Linked DNA regions of Homo sapiens: region 1 is linked to region 2. Evidence: read pairs that join two places in POLR2A ChIA-PET (ENCODE). Cell type or tissue: Panc1. All regions are shown on one strand. Each heading gives the region's core, and the rest is flanking DNA. Links, peaks and the distances in the headings are about the cores only.

The links. ChIA-PET counts read pairs that join two places held together with the same protein. Peaks named below come from ENCODE experiments on the same cell type or tissue, not always from the same donor. Only the 100,000 strongest peaks of a DNase experiment are listed, where the experiment ranks them.
Region 1: POLR2A ChIA-PET joins it to region 2 with 10 read pairs; 2 of 35 experiments call an interaction of 5 or more read pairs at or near these places.

What each region holds. Positions count from the first base shown.
Region 1 is chr7:80,931,363-80,934,293 of GRCh38, forward strand. No RefSeq gene overlaps it. Among named protein-coding and RNA genes, the nearest start is that of SEMA3C, 14 kb to the left of the region's middle. In Panc1, for the core only: no CTCF peak of the experiment used is centred there; no DNase peak of the experiment used is centred there; H3K27ac peaks cover 1,253 bases.
Region 2 is chr7:80,437,269-80,440,199 of GRCh38, forward strand. No RefSeq gene overlaps it. Among named protein-coding and RNA genes, the nearest start is that of GNAT3, 73 kb to the right of the region's middle. In Panc1, for the core only: no CTCF peak of the experiment used is centred there; no DNase peak of the experiment used is centred there.

The sequences.
Region 1 (2,931 bases), core at 200-2,699, 490 kb after region 2:
CCGCAGCAGACCTGAAATGTAATGTTTAGTCCTCCCTGGGTTTCCAGGCTGCCAGCCCACCCTGAAGATTTTGGATTTGTCAAGCCTCCATAACTGCCTGAACCAATTCCTTAAAATGAATCTCTTTACACGGCCAGGCATGGTGGCTCACACCTGTAATCCCAGCACTTTGGGAGCCCGAGGCGGGCAGATCACAAGGTCAAGAGATCAAGACCATCCTGGCCAACATGGTGAAACCCCGTCTCTACTAAAAATACATAAATTAGCTGGGCGTGGTGACAGGCGCCTGTAGTCCCAGCTAATCGGGAGGCTGAGGCAGGAGAATTGCTTGAACCCGGGAGGCGGAGGTTGCCATGAGCCGAGATCACGCCACAGCACTCCAGCCTGGCAGCAGAGCAAGACTTCATCCAAAAAAAACCCCAAAAAACCTGTTTACACAACCACTCACACATACGTTTTGACAGACCTTTACACAGTATGTGAACATGGCATATATATATATACACACACACACACATATATATGTACACACACATACATGTGTATATATATATGTACACACACATACATGTGTATATATACACACACACACACACATCCTCGCTCCATTGAGAATCCCTAGAAGCAATGCCACCAGAGTAGTAACAAGCACCCTCAACACCCAGACCCTGGTGTCTAAATACTGTTCTCCAGTAAAAACTAATGAGAGTTCATTGAGAAAATGGCTAATTTTAGTATCGAGCAGAAAAATAAAAGATGGGTCTAGAGCATCTTGTAGTTTCAAAAAGTAAAGTAGTCAAAAACAAAAGAATGTGATCACTTAAAAAGGACATGAATAGGCCGGGCGCAGTGGCTCACACCTGTAATCCCAGCACTTTGAGAGGCCGAGGCGGGTGGATCACGAGGTCAGGAGATAGAGACCATCCCGGCTAACATGGTGAAACCCCGTCTCTACTCAAAATACAAAAAATTAGCCAGGCGTGGTGGTGGGCGCCTGTAGTCCCAGCTACTCCGGAGGCTGAGGCAGGAGAATGGCATAAGCCCAGGAGGCAGAGTTTGCAGTGAGCTGAGATCACGCCACTGCACTCTAGCCTGGGCAACAGACCGAGACTCCGTCTCAAAAAAAAAAAAAAAAAAGGACATAAATAACCTGAAAGGGCTCTCAATGGCCAAAGCTACAACAATTTGAGGCACAAATACATAATATAACATAGTACTGGATTATAACCTCAAGTATAAAGTAAGTATACATGAATACATGCTGATATAAAACAAATGACTGAATGTTTCTTTCAGAAGAATTCCAAATAATATGTGTAGATAATCCCCAGTATAGGAGGTGGAGCTTAATTCCTATCTCCAACTCCAATGACTCACTTCCAAAGAATAGAGCAAGAGAAAGAATAACAGTAACTGCACAATGGAGAAACCTGGAAAACACTACTTTAGCCTAATAATCAAGGATAACCTCATGAGTGGTATAATCTGGATACCATGTACTTCCATTGTGATATGAAGAAAAGGGGACTTCAACTCTGTTCTAATCTTTCCAAAACCTATAACCACAGTCTATTCATGAAAAATACAGAAAAACCCAGATTAGAAGACATTGTGCAGAATACCTGGCCAGCACTCCTCAAGATTATCAAGGTCATGCAAAGAAAGAAAAGAAAGAGAAACTCCTGCAGACCAGAAGAGACGGGGAAGACATGAAGACTAAATGCAGTGTGGTACCCTGGGTTGGATCTGGCACATAAAGAGAACATTAATAAAACACCTGGTGAAAGCCATAAAGCCTGGAGTTCAATTAGTTATAATGTACGATGTCAGTTCCTTAGTTCTGATAAATTTATCATGGCCATGTCAGATGTTAACAATGAGGGTAATTGCATGAAGGTTTTGAGAACTGTCTGTAATATGTCACCTTTCTGTAAATCTAAAATCATTACAAAATAGGGTTGTTTTGGAAGGTAGCATCAATCTAAAAAATCTAAATAGTAGAGATGGGCTTACAATGAAAAATAATATTTTCTGGCCATTGGATCCTTTCCTCTAGTCCTGTTCTCCACTTTTAAACATTTATAATGGTCTATATTAATATTTCTTAATTTTAGAGATTATCTTTGATGTTCATGGAATTATAGGTGGAAGTAGAGACCTCATATAACATTTGCTGTTGATCGTCTCTCCCTGTGAGAGATTATTTATTTGTTTAGTTTTTTGTTATAAATAATATTCTTACACTTTTATTTCATCAACAATAAACAAAATTTCTTGAATACACATTTTATAGGATGTGTATATTATTACTACCCACAACTTCTTCAGCTCTTATCAAACTTCCTCTCGTTAGTAGCTAGAATATTTTATCATGTGTTGTCAAAATTAGTTACATTTTATTTCATTTTGTAGCCAAAATTAACCCTTCTGTTGTTTTCTATAGCTAGTTTATAAAATTGAAAAGCAGTAAGAAGTACTGTTATGTCCATCTAAATGATGTCTATGTGGAACCAAGGGGTAGGCTGTGATAACATTTTCTTTCCTATCTAGTGCTATTCATTTCATCAATTTACTTTTTTCCTTTTTTTCTGCAATATAAAGGTGACTATCTTTTTTTTCCTTGTAGCTGATATCATGTTTCATGTTTTTCAGAATTCTCAAAAATAACAAACCTGTGATATCCCCCTTTTTTTTTCCCTCCTGAAACGATTCTTTTCTCTAACATTCATTCTTCTGCTTTGATCTGGGCTGATTATTCTATAAACCAAGTGGTACAATTCTACATGACTGTTGAGGGTTAGATTCTCCATTTTCCTTATTCAGTATGTCTATCTTCCTCTTTTTGTATATTTGTATACTCCCTGTTTTCTTCTGGAATGCATATTTCAGAAGCTTCCTAAGAAAGGCTGTGTGGAAAGTAATATTAAAATA
Region 2 (2,931 bases), core at 217-2,716:
TACAAAAATTAGCTGGGCATGGTGGCGGGCACTTGTAATCCCAGCTACTTGGGAGGCTGAGGCAGGAGAATCACTTGAACCCGGAAGGCAGAGGTTGCAGTGAGCTGAGATTGTGCCATTGCACTCCAGCCTGGGCAACAGAGTGAGACTCTGTCTCTAAAACAACAAAACAAACAAACAAACAAAATACAAAAACACTTGTGTATAGTTACTTACGCCCACATGTAAAAGTACATTTGTGTATAGATAGTTATGTCCACACATAAGAACTCTGATGAAAAAACCAAATAACTAAATAAATAATGAGACATTCCATGTTCATGGATAGGAGTACTCATCAATATGTCAGTTCTTCCTAGCTTGCTTTATAGATTAAACACAATTCCAGTAAAAACCCTAGCGAGTTATTTTGTAGATAACAACAGATTCTAAAATGTATATGGAGAGGAAAAAGTATCAGAATAGCCAACTGAAACTTTACTTCTTAGGATAGAGTGACCTCATCCAAGCTCCTTCAATGTCAGACTGGAAACTGGGAATCTTTCAGAGGCTTTTCAGTGTACTTTTTGTCACTTCTGTGTTTGTAAAAAGGCTGCAGTCACAAAAATAACAGCTAGTTTGATGTTTAATATGTACCAGGTATTGTGTTATGTACTTTATATACATTAGTATACCTCTTATAACAAATCAATGGATTAGGAAACCATTATTAGGGTCATATTAACAATGAGGAAACTGGGTCAGGCATGGTGGCTCACACCTGAAATTCCAGCTGCATTGGGAGGCCAAGGCAGGAGGATTACTTAAGCCCAGGAGTTTGAGACCAGCCTGGACAACATGATGAGACCTCCTCTTTACAAAAAATTGAAACATTAGCTGTGCATAGTGGTGTGTGCTTGTGGCCCCAGCTACTCAGGAGGCTAAGGCGGGAGGATTGCTTGAGTCTAGAAGGTCAAGGCTGCAGTGAGCCATGTTTGCACCACTGCACTATAGCATGAGTGAAAGAATGAGATCCTGTCTCAAACAAACAAACAAACAAACAAACAAACAATAAAGAAACTGAAGCTCAGCATTTAAGTCACAGAGTTACAGAGTTAGCAAGTAGTAAAGCTTAGGTTTGAACTTGTAGTAGAGCCTGGGTTTGAACCCAAGGAGTCTGGCTTCAGATCTTACATTCCTGAGCAATAGGCTGAGTTGATTCATATCACACAATATTACTTCTTTCAAAGGTAGCAGGTGGGAGAAGGAAGGAGTTAATAACAGGATTTCTCTCACTTAATAGTGTCTATGATTCCTCTAAGGGTTTCACTGAATAAAGGCACCTCTCTTATTGCAGTTTATTCATCATAAGCAGAATTTCATAATTTTTCTCCTTATTCTTATTTATATCATGTTGTACTAATCTGTAGAATATTAAAATCACTGTCATTTATTACTCCTGCCTCAAATTTTTTTTCTGAAATCATTGCTGCCATCTTAGAAAACTTACAAATTTATAGCAAAAAATAAATGAGAGTCGGTGGCTCAAGCCTGTAATCCCAGCACTTTGGGAGGCCGAGGCGGGTGGATCACGAGGTCAGGAGATCGAGACCATGCTGGCTAACAAGGTGAAACCCCTTCTGTACTAAAAAACAAAAAATTAGCTGGGTGCAGTGGTGGGCACCTGTAGTCCCAGCTACTCGTGAGGCTGAGGCAGGAGAATGGTGTGAACTCGGGAGGCGGAGCTTGCAGTGAGCCAAGATCGCGCCGCTGTACACCAGCTTGGGTGACAGAGCGAGACTCCATCTCAAAATAATAATAATAATAATAAACAAATAAATGAGAGTGTAAAGAGAGGTTCCTTTCATTCTATTCATTTTGACAGGTCACCTCCTTCTTGTTTAATTCTGTTTGAGATATCAAAGGCATTTATTCACAGCAATGCAAAAGGTATACACTGGGTTTTGAAATTCATTAATAAGTCTTCACCCTCCTTTGGTATAATGGCCCTTGGATTTTATCTTCTGCCATTCATCTATCCTCCAGCTACATGCTTGTTTTTCTCTTTTAATTTGCAGACTCAAAGGAGTGAGTCACAATTTTATCTCCTTTCCTATGAGTAGAATATTTTTGTCCATCCTTAATATAAAAAGTAAAAGTGATAAAGGCAAATTACATGCTTTGATTGTTTTGCATCTCTGCTTGAAAAATTATTTTTAAACCCTTCTTAAATGAAAAATGTTATTAACTAATTTAACACAGAGATTATTTTAAAGCCAGTACACTCCACCTTTCAGTAAATAATGATAAGAATGTTATTGCATGTTACTTGAACTAGTGTACCTTTACTTGGGTTAAAATAGCACACCACGTTTAAAGTAATCGGATGGGGATGATTATAAAGTTTAGAGCACTATATCTTCATGATTTTGAACTAATCTGAATTTCTATTCAAATTTTAATTCTTTCTCCTGCATTTTATGTCATTCTCATTGATTTTTACATGTAGATATGGAGTGGAAAGCCATTATGCTCAGATAAGTCTCATTCAAATTTATTTGATAATCATTGAGAATTGTGATGTTCGGGAACTCTAATGAGCACTTTGGATTCACTATTTCATTCAGCTTTCATAGAAATCCATGAAGGAAGGTATAGTCTTCCATTTTAGTTGAGCAAATTCGGTTTAAAAAAAGTTAAATTTTTTATTGGTGGTTAAATTTTTAACTAAATGGGAGAACTAGGGTGAATCATCTGGTGAAATTAAATCACACACTTACTGAATAGAGGGGGAAGGAGAGACAACTTTCAACATGCTGTGGGGAGGGACAGGACTTATGAAACCTTGGTAGAGAGTGGTGTTAGAGCAGGAACACTAGCTTCATTGATGGAGAGGCTCAGGGTGTATTTAACAGAAAATAAATAAACGTAAAAGAAGTTTAAAAGGACAAG